Linked DNA regions of Homo sapiens: region 1 is linked to region 2. The links are chromatin contacts, found by Hi-C or POLR2A ChIA-PET in ENCODE. All regions are on one chromosome and are shown on one strand. Each heading gives the region's core, a stretch centred on a gene start or an enhancer-like site at or near the end of the contact. The rest is flanking DNA. Distances are from core to core; before and after follow the strand shown. Region 1 overlaps BTBD9 (BTB domain containing 9). Region 2 overlaps BTBD9 (BTB domain containing 9).

What was found. Hi-C counts contacts between places; a loop is a spot of excess contacts on that map. ChIA-PET counts read pairs that join two places held with the same protein, here RNA polymerase II (POLR2A). Pooled maps may share reads with other maps.
Region 1: a map of dorsolateral prefrontal cortex shows a loop between it and region 2 (4-fold over the local background). The contact joins two enhancer-like sites. A Hi-C loop is called at or near these places in 1 of 168 maps with a recorded cell type or tissue (dorsolateral prefrontal cortex), 1 of 37 single-sample maps with no recorded cell type and 2 of 50 pooled maps. POLR2A ChIA-PET finds 5 or more read pairs at or near these places in 2 of 52 experiments (PC-9 and activated CD4-positive, alpha-beta memory T cell).

Annotation. Positions count from the first base shown.
Region 1 is chr6:38,356,050-38,360,620 of GRCh38, forward strand. All of the region lies in intron 6 of BTBD9 (BTB domain containing 9), which reads right to left. Among named protein-coding and RNA genes, the nearest start is that of BTBD9-AS1, 120 kb to the right of the region's middle. Within about 2 kb of position 2,147, at least 2 of the 41 ENCODE cell types and tissues checked have a DNase peak (open chromatin) inside an H3K27ac peak, as active enhancers do; they include dorsolateral prefrontal cortex, where a contact is called at or near this core.
Region 2 is chr6:38,494,745-38,499,967 of GRCh38, forward strand. The region is part of intron 6 of BTBD9 (BTB domain containing 9); the gene reads right to left. Among named protein-coding and RNA genes, the nearest start is that of BTBD9-AS1, 16 kb to the left of the region's middle. Within about 2 kb of position 1,372, at least 2 of the 41 ENCODE cell types and tissues checked have a DNase peak (open chromatin) inside an H3K27ac peak, as active enhancers do; they include dorsolateral prefrontal cortex, where a contact is called at or near this core.

The DNA.
Region 1 (4,571 bases), core at 897-3,396, 140 kb before region 2:
GAAGCCACTATGATACCAGATCAGGTTATTTTCTTCCTTTTGTCTTTTTTTTTAAAAAACCATGTCCTGCTCTTGGAGCATGTAGATTTTCTCTACATCCCTTATATTCTGAAATTTCATGACAATGATGACGTGACTTGCTGTGGGTCTATTTTCTTCCAGTGGGCTGAGCACTCAGAAGGCTCTTGCAATTTTGAAACCCATGTTTTCAATTTTAGCAAATTTTCTTGAATTACTGTTATTAATTTATTCCCCTGGATTTTTTCTAATTTTTCTTTATGAAACTCTTAGTTTTCAGTATTGGACTTCCTCATCTTGACCTGCATTTTTATATTTTCTCTATTTGCCATATTTTTGTCATCTTGTTCTACTTTCTGGGAGAGTTCCTCAACTTTATCAGCTATGATGCCTCCTGAGTTTTCCATTTTTCCTTTAACATTTTAAATTTCCAAGTGTACTTCTTATTCTCTAAATGCTCCTTTCTTTTTGGTCTAGGGTTGCCATATGTACCTCAATCTCTTTAAAGATAGCAACATTTTTTTTAAAGTTTCCATATCCTTATACAGGTTCCCTCTATTTGGTGTTTTTGTTTCAGATTAGTTTCCTCACATGTCTGGTTGTCAGGAGGGAAACTAGAAATGCAATAAAGATTCTAAGAATATAGTGAGGCTCATAGACTTTTAGCTTCATGTTAGGATTACCTAAATGGGTTCACTGTTAGGAAAACCCTACTTTTAGATTCTTTAGCTCTTCCCTCTCAAGATGATCAGATTATCCTAGGAAGATGTTTCTAACCCTTGCATGGAAGACATGGGCCTGACTACCAGAGTTCTAGAAGCTAAGTGGTGAAACAGGATAGAAGAATGTGTTTGTGGATGGGGGTGCTGGGGAGGGTGGTTATGTGTGTTGGAGGTGTTACTGAGTTACTGAGAGGTAGGGTCTCAACAAATGACCACTGAATCCTCCTATGGTATGACCTTTCTCAATTGTGCACGTTGTCTCTCCTGTTTTAGAGACACTCTGTTTTATCCACCTCAGAGAATAAATTTCCAATTTTCCATCAGGATGAGGGAGAAACGGTCAGAGTTCTAGAAATAGGGGAGAGGATCTAGAGCTCTTGATTGTTTCATAAACATGTAGTTAACCAATCTTCCTCACAGTAGCCCTTCCCTACCCACTTCATTCATCACAGTTTCAGAGGTACCTGGTGCCTTTAATTCCTAAGCCTTTGAGAATTCAGTAGCTTAGGATTCAGTGTTTTGGGGGCCTGTTAAGTCATTTACCACTTGTTCATCTGCTTTACATCTTTCTCTTCCACATCTTTGCCTCCTCTTCCCATTTTCTTTATCCTTGTGGGTTTACACCTAAAAGAAAATCTCTTTACTGTTATTTTAGTGGAGTTTTGTTCAGAAGGGAGTGAGAATTGATGTGTTCTGAAGGGAGTAAGAATCTGCCATCATAACCTGAAACCTTAACTATTTTTCACAAGAACAAAATGGATTATTCAGGCTCTCTGCTCCACTCTCCCCATCCCTTTGGTTATTCCTGTAAAAATAAAAATTTGAGCAGAGGTCTTTGCTGGACTTACTGAGTCTGAGATCTTGGCCTTTCCAGGCTGCTATCACTTGGGTACAACCACTGAGACTGTCTGGTACTAGGACAACAATACAGGAGACGATAACCATTTCTCTTCATTTCCTTTCCCATCTTCAGCCTGAGGGCTACAACTCTTTATTCCTTCTTGTCTTAAAATAAAATTTCACCTTGTTGCTGCTCCTCCATCCCCCTCCTTATCCCATTCCTTCTACCAGGTCTTCAAATGGCTATCTTAGATTACTTAGCTATTTTATCTTCTGAACTTGTTTTTTCACTAATTAAATTCCAAACAAGGATATGTCCAGACATTCCCATAAATTATCACCATTCTGCAGAAAGATTCAAATCATTGAGTAATTTTGTTAGCCGGTCTCTCTCTTTCTCTCTCTCTCTCTAAAAGAAAGAGGGGGTGTGTTAATTCCTACTGAGTAAAAATAAAATAACTCAGCTCATCCTCACACTGAAACAGCTGCACAGACAGCACTGGCTGCTCTGTTTATCTTGATAACTGTGGAAAAACACCATCTCCTCCCCTTCCCGCTCTCTCCAGAACAATCACTATATTCCACATGCAGATGGGGTGATTTAGATCCTCTCAAGCAGAGACAGGCTTGTCTGGTGTTCTTCCTGCACATCCACACTGCACCCTTCCTTTGCTTCTGTTGGCACAACCCAGTTGCTTCAGATAACAGCTGCTTCAGGAAGACCTGATAGATTCAGCTGTGGATCCCCTGTAGGCTTCCTGATGCCCCAGCTTAGCCAGCTGCATCTAAGCAGAGCTACGGGAATAGAGTGCCAAAGTAGGAGAAAGTACATACTGTACATCCTCTTTAATCCATGGAGTTACTGCCGCAGCAGCAAAACGGGAGGGGAAGGAAAAACAAATAAATACCTCATAGGTATGGGGAGCAGGGTGGCCAAGGATTCTAACTCAGAGGAGTAGTGAGCAAAATGCAGGTGAGTAGGAAGAGAGCTTTCAACAAGGGTCCATTCCATTTTACTGCTTACTCCAGGGAGGCCAAAGAAATCCTCTGTTTTTTGTTTGTTTGTTTGCTTTCCTGAGTCATTCAATGACTCAGACAGGATTTAAAGACAATAATAAATGATTTCAATGGATTGTGACCTTTTTTTTTTTTTGAGACGGAGTCTCGCTCTGTCGCCCAGGCCGGACTGCGGACTGCAGTGGCGCAATCTCGGCTCACTGCAAGCTCCGCTTCCCGGGTTCACGCCATTCTCCTGCCTCAGCCTCCCGAGTAGCTGGGACTACAGGCGCCCGCCACCGCGCCCGGCTAATTTTTTGTATTTTTAGTAGAGACGGGGTTTCACCTTGTTAGCCAGGATGGTCTCGATCTCCTGACCTCATGATCCACCCGCCTCGGCCTCCCAAAGTGCTGGGATTACAGGCGTGAGCCACCGCGCCCGGCCGGATTGTGACCTTTTTGTTAAGCTAAGGAAAGTTAAGTTAAACATGCAGGATGGCCAACTATCCAGGTTTGCCTGGAACTGTCCTGGTTTTAGCACTAAACATCTCCTATCCTAGGAAACCACTCAGTCTCAGGCAAACCAGGATAGTTGCTCCTCCTACGCCACCAACAGCCATTTCCCATTCCAGGGTCTATGTGAAACTGGGCAACATTCAAATTCTACACAGCACCTTCCTTTTCTTCCAGGGCCGCTCCTGCCACACAAACTCTCCTCAACCCTAACACTCTTCAGTCTAACAGACGAGAGCATGAAAAGGCCATTCTGTGCTTGACTCTCAGCAGAAAGGCAACTGTGTCATTCTGAGTTCTCCCAGCTTGTCTTCTGGAGTCCCTGTCAGAAGCACAAGCCATCTAGCCCAATAGAACTGAATCAAAATGATGATGGCAGAAATGTCTTACTGCCTAGAGAAACAGTGCATCCCTCAATAACTTTAAAATGCTGAACTCTGAAAAGGAAGCCAAAGAAAACTCAGTTACACAGGGGCTGATAATTCAGTATGTGCATTACTCAGGCTCTCCCTTCCCTCTGGCCCGTCATTAGGCCATTTCACTGCTCATTAGCAGGGAAAAGGAGGAAGGAAAGGTGGGGGAAAGTTGAACCAGCCAATTTTTCTATTTATGAGCAGGTTTCCTAGGAAAGGTGTTCAAACTATCGGCTCAAGAGGTTCTTTGGTGGGGATAGAAGGTTAAGCTTTGGGGGTTGTGGCACGACTTGTTGATTTTCATCACTTGATCTCTCCTAATTCTCAAACAGAATGAACTGTTGGACCTCTGTTTTCATTGAAAGGCTAGCAAAATTACAAATGTTAGACAAAAAAAAAAAAAGTACTAGTTAAACTATACAAGATCCTATCTTTTTAAAAAGTCATTTGACAAACACTAGAAAGAACTGGTAATGCTAACAATTTACAAGACAAATATAATTGGATAATTATATACTGTGCTTTAACGTTTTTACAGCTTAAATTAAAGAAGTCCCCCAATCCAGATTAAGTGTGAAATACTAATTTGGGAAAGATACCAGAAAGAGCAATTTGGTTTTGGTTTATTCACTTAACTTCTCAATTTCCTCATCTGTAAAGGGGAAAATAACAGTACCTAACTTTGTGGGATTAAATAATACATGTGTTAAGTGGTAAGCACTTTACCAAGAACATACTAAGTGCTCAATAAATGGTACCTAGCATATAGTAGGTACTCAAAAATGTTAAATAAATAGATCATAATTTATTTAGCATTTTTATTGCACAACTACTATATGCTGAGCACTTTTAGGCACTAGATATGAAAAAATATATGAACAAGTCAATCTCTAAAAAAGGTCCCCTCTTTTAATGCAGACAGGAAATTACAATACATATTAGTACATTCTGTTATATAAATTCCACACAAATAGCATGATAGCACATAGGAATGGTACATAATCCAGACACAGACAACCAGGAAAGGCTTCCCAGATGTGACTGCTAAGTATTGAAAGATGAGTGGGGG
Region 2 (5,223 bases), core at 122-2,621:
GGAAAAGATAACCCTTTGGTTACCTTTGCAGATTACCAGAAAAGCTCCCTTAGGCCAATCTAAAATACTCCTATTCTTGAAAAGACATTGATTTCTCACAATGAAAAGAGATCATAATTCCACTTTTAATAACTACTGCCATAGAGTAAACACTTATAATATTCTTGGTCTGCCAAATAAATACTGCAAGGCATCTGGGGGCATACAAGCATTGCCCCGGATCCTATACCAAATAGTTACTAGGTAGCATGAGGGAGTTTGCTATCAAAAGGATAATAATAACTAGCTATTTTTTCCCTTTTCTGCCTACCCAAAGAATAGAAAAGTTTAAGCATGTTTTAAAGAATCATACCTTTCACCGAAACCGACAAAGCAACTCTATATAATGTCAAGAACAATGGCTGTGGCCTTGCATCTTGTTTCCACCGCTACAGATCAAAACAGGCAAATAACATCTCTGTGTTTCGTTTCTTCATCTATGAAATGAAGATAATTGTTCCCATCTCATGGGAATGTGGTGAGGATTCATTGTAATGATGCAAATGAAATAACTAAGCCTGACTGCCTGAAACTCACACGGGAGATCTTCAAAGAATGTTAGTTCTCTTCTCCATCTATTCTTACCAACAAAAGAATGCAGAAGACCTATTTTCACCAGAAGGAGGACTGGAACCAGAGTTAGCAGGTATGGAGTCACATGGGTGAATCAATAAAACCCACTCAAAATTTCATCTATGAAAAACCTGTCCTTCTTTATTATACATTAGAAGACCCAAAGATGGTTCTGGAAGCAAACACACTGAATTCTGGAAAGGGGAGGAAAAGGAACAGAATTGGCATTTGTTATGTGCTTCATGTGCTACTGGTTGCACCCAGCTTTTCTATACATAATCGTATTACTTAAGGCACCACAGAACTCTATACAGCAGTTAGAACTGTGATGGAACCAGTGAGGCTGGCTTCCTCTTATCCAAGTATGACTGGAGGACAGGGCTCAAATGACCGTGCAGGTGCATCTGGGCGGGGGGGCGGGGGTATAACAATGAAGAGGAGGTGCAATAACAGCCCCGTGGGGATGATGACAGACAGAATATGCTCATGAATAAGAATGTCTTACTTATCCCATCTTAATTACTTTCTTCTGTCTCTTTCTTCATGTTTAAGTATTAAGAGCAGTGAGGTGGTAAGAAATGGTATGGGAGTCATATCAGAATCCTTTGGAGAGAAGAGATGGGCACATGTGTCATCTAAAAAAGCATTTTCAAAATTATAATAAAATACACAACATTTGCAAAGCAGGCTTTCTGCCCGTTGTGACCGTGAAAACAAAGCAGCTGAAGAGGCCTGATGTGAAAGTGACCTCCTCTGTGCTCTGTCACTGGCAAGAACAGGAAAAACACTTGGGGCAAGCAAGCCAGCCCCACTTTCACACATGACTCACACGACTGAAGGAAAGAAAGGGCATCCTTCTCAGGCTGTCACTGCCTTCTTTTATTACAATTCTTACTTTTTATAATATTTTAAATAATATTAAAGGAGATGTAAGATTTGTAAGTTTATCAAAGAGACATGAGTTTTTAAATGTTGAGAAACACATTTTTCTAAAGATGCAAATCAGCCAGGCGCAGTGGTTCACACCTGTAACCATAGTACTTTGGGAGGCTGAGGTGAGAGGGCTGCTTGAGCCCAGGAGTTCAAGACCAGCCTGAGTAACACAGGGAGACTCTGTCACTACAAAAAAAAAATTAAATTAAATTAGCTGGGCACGGTGGCACACACATGTAGTCCCAACCACTCAGGAGGCTGGGGCAGGAGGACTGCTTTAGCCCAGGAGGTTGAGGCTGCAGCAGGACATGATCACACCACTGCACTGCACTGCAGCCTGGGTGACAGAGCAAGACCCTGTCTCTTAAAAAAAAAAAAAAAAAGAGAGAGAGAGATGGAAATCAGCTTCAGGAAAATGAGAGGGTAAAGGGAAAAAGGACTCAATGGACAATTTTAAAAATTCGGGCTTTTGGCTAATGGTCATTCCAATTAAAATGCAAATGAATGAGGCTTCTAGCTTTTGCCAGCTTGCCAAGTACCCTATGACTTACTAGTGGCAACAGCCATCATGCCTTCCCTTGCTACGTTAGTGTCTAAAACAATGCCCTAAAAGCTTAAGAGAGCTGGTGGCAGACAGCAAAGTAGCCAGGGCCTAGCCACATGCTCTCACCAAGATCCACCCTGAAGGTGAAAACTTTCAAGCAGGGAAGCAAAGGTACCAGCATGCCCCCTTATCAACATGGGAAATACCTTTTTCTCAAAAGACAAATGCCACAATACAGAACTATGACCATCTAGCAAGCAAATGACAGATGGGTCTAGACACATAAGGTAAAGGACAAAATTGGTTTTGGTGACTCTCTGAATATTCATGGAATCTATAAAAGTCCAATTCTTTTAGGATGCAGTCTGTTAGAAATGAATATGCAACTGTACCAAATAAAAACAGTGTATTTCTCAAAATGCACACAGGGAGGGGACTTTTCCCACCTCCCACTGCTGTCACAGGCAGTTGCTGTATACGATCTAGTATTATCTGAACTGTATATTGATTTGTGATTTATATTCTCTAATGTAGGTCCCAAGGATACACTTTTTTTCCCCAAACTGTACTTCCTCTGGAATTTCACACATCACAAAAGATGCAACATTCAGTAAGATGTTTCCTAACCATAGCATTAGAACGGGCTAGCTCTTCAAAATGATCAGGTTTCCCGGACCCTACACATGGCAGCAGTATGGAGTCCCTTTTTGCAAATTTACCAGTTCATGATATGGAAAGAAAGAGAACGAGAAAGGCAGTGAAGGGGAGGAAAGGAGAGAGCAGAAAAGATGAAAGGGAGGAAAAGAAAACTGAGAAGAATAAAGTATTCAGCAAGAAGGAACTGATGTCAAAAAGGATGACTACTTACAACTAGACCTATTAACAATAAAAACCATTGTATGGTAGAGGATTTCCAAACCTTGTTGCTACAAAACTCCAACTACTGAGCAACCATTACAGCAAGCAAAGGCTTCAGAGCTGGCTATTCTCTCAAGTCCCAGGCAGAACCGAAGGTATTATTTTAAGTCTTAATTAAGCAAGCTAGGCTACAGTCAAACTGCAAGCAACCCACTGAGGTAGCAACAGCTAGGTTTATAGAAAGAGGTATTTAATAAGAATAATGTGTGTTAGGCATGCTGAAAAATGGATTTAAGGCTGAGATGCCCCTTGGTCTCAATACTGTTATGTTTGAATCTTGTTGGCTTTATGGAAACAATAACTATAAAGTGTCTTTCACATTAATAAGAATTTCCAGCACAACCAACATCCAAGTGATTCCCAACAAATTATCAGACACAGAAATCTGATCATTTACAAAAGTGGTTTACTGTACAAATTCAGCTGCCTGACGCACCTGTCTATAATATCTAAAACCAAATCCAACCTATCCCAGTTTTTCCACAACTAGGTTGTTCCAGGACTGGTGAGGTATCAAGGATGAGTCACAACACCAGAGCTGGACTCTGCCATCCACACTCCATGTTCATGGGCAAGAGAATGCTAAGCATATTTCTTCACAGACTGTACTAAACAGTTCTACATCACATAAGCTAAATTTCTTTCATTATTTAGAGACACATATATTTCAAAATTTGTATGGTTCTATCTTTTTCTATCTAGTACTAAAAAAAAAAAAAAAAAACAAGGCAAGAAGTAACCCAGAAAAGGATGTAAGAGGAATACTAGCTTTTAAATGCCTTGGCTCAGAAGTGTCCTGTATCCCTTCCACTCATAGCTCGTTGGCCTGGGCAAGTCACAAAGCCCAAATCCAATAGCAACAAAGGCTGGGCAACATAAGGGGACACATGAAACCTGTGGTGAGCACCACTATTTCTACACACCATCCAATTTCAAAATTATTTGATTCTAAAACCCAAGAAGCCCCGGACCACTCCTCCTGTAAGCGTCACTATCCACACCAAGGATGTGTGTACCCTCTACTTTGGTAACCCCCCACGCCCCACCCCAGTTGATACTGAGGCAGACCTCAGTTCTGTGTTGATTTTCTCACAAAATTACATTCAAAACAAATGGAGCCCTAAAGATATAAATTCCACAGAACAAAGACCTGTACAATCAAGTTAAATCCCCACACATTTTTATCCACATCAATTATGTGTCATTTAAAAGAAAGAAGCCATAGTAATGAATGATCTAACATAACTGGAGTCTAAACAATGCCTGTCAGCAACTGCGAGAGGTTCATCTTTTATAGTTGGTCTTTTGCTGAGCCTATTTTCGTCCGCTTTCTTATTTTCTCTTTAATTTTGCTAAGTGAACACTATTTTGACAGGAGGTTAAGCAATACACCAAAAAAAAAAACAGAGAAAAAATATTAACAAATTAAGCACTTTTGTCTCATCCTCCTCAGCACACTGCCAAGTATTGCCCATTGTACACTGCAGTCTCAGAAAACACTGCTCACAGGGACCGCCCGCTCTGCATTCAGCACACAAATCACTCTGTGATCACATGCATTTCTCTTTATTTTTAAAATCTCCTCATTGTTGCCCATGGCACTTGAACACTATTATTACTAATCCAGCTACTCCTAATAATAGTATTTAAGTAACTTGTCATCTTGGGAACTTTATAGACAATAGCTAATTAATTGTCAAGCATTTAATGTAACAGGATTCTAATCTCCAACCTCTGAAGCAGGGTATTTATTTGTTATAATGGTAAAACTTCTGTTTAAATTGCTTATTTATGCAATATATATTCTCTATCATCTCAATTCTAATTTTTATATCTGCTTTGTAAGTAAAATAAAGAATCCCATGCAGAAAGACACAGACAGTACACTTCACAAACAGTAATGAATCTCTTGTGACTTCTTTTATTCACACTACAATAGATTCTATATTACCATGCAGAGAAAAACAAAACAAAACACCATAGATTATTTCCCTCGTTTGCTCACAGTATTCTGATAGCAACAAGAACTTGAAGGTGCAGCATGCTGTCTTAGGACTGTGAGTAAATACGATATTCTGTTGACATCTTGTTCCTGCTTTCAAACAACCAGGTATGTTACATATGAACTGTCAGAGCGCTGAATAAGTTTTCCTGTCTAAATGTGCCCACATTCTTTTCAGAGACGTCATCTTAAGCTGAGCTCCGTATCTTAGTTG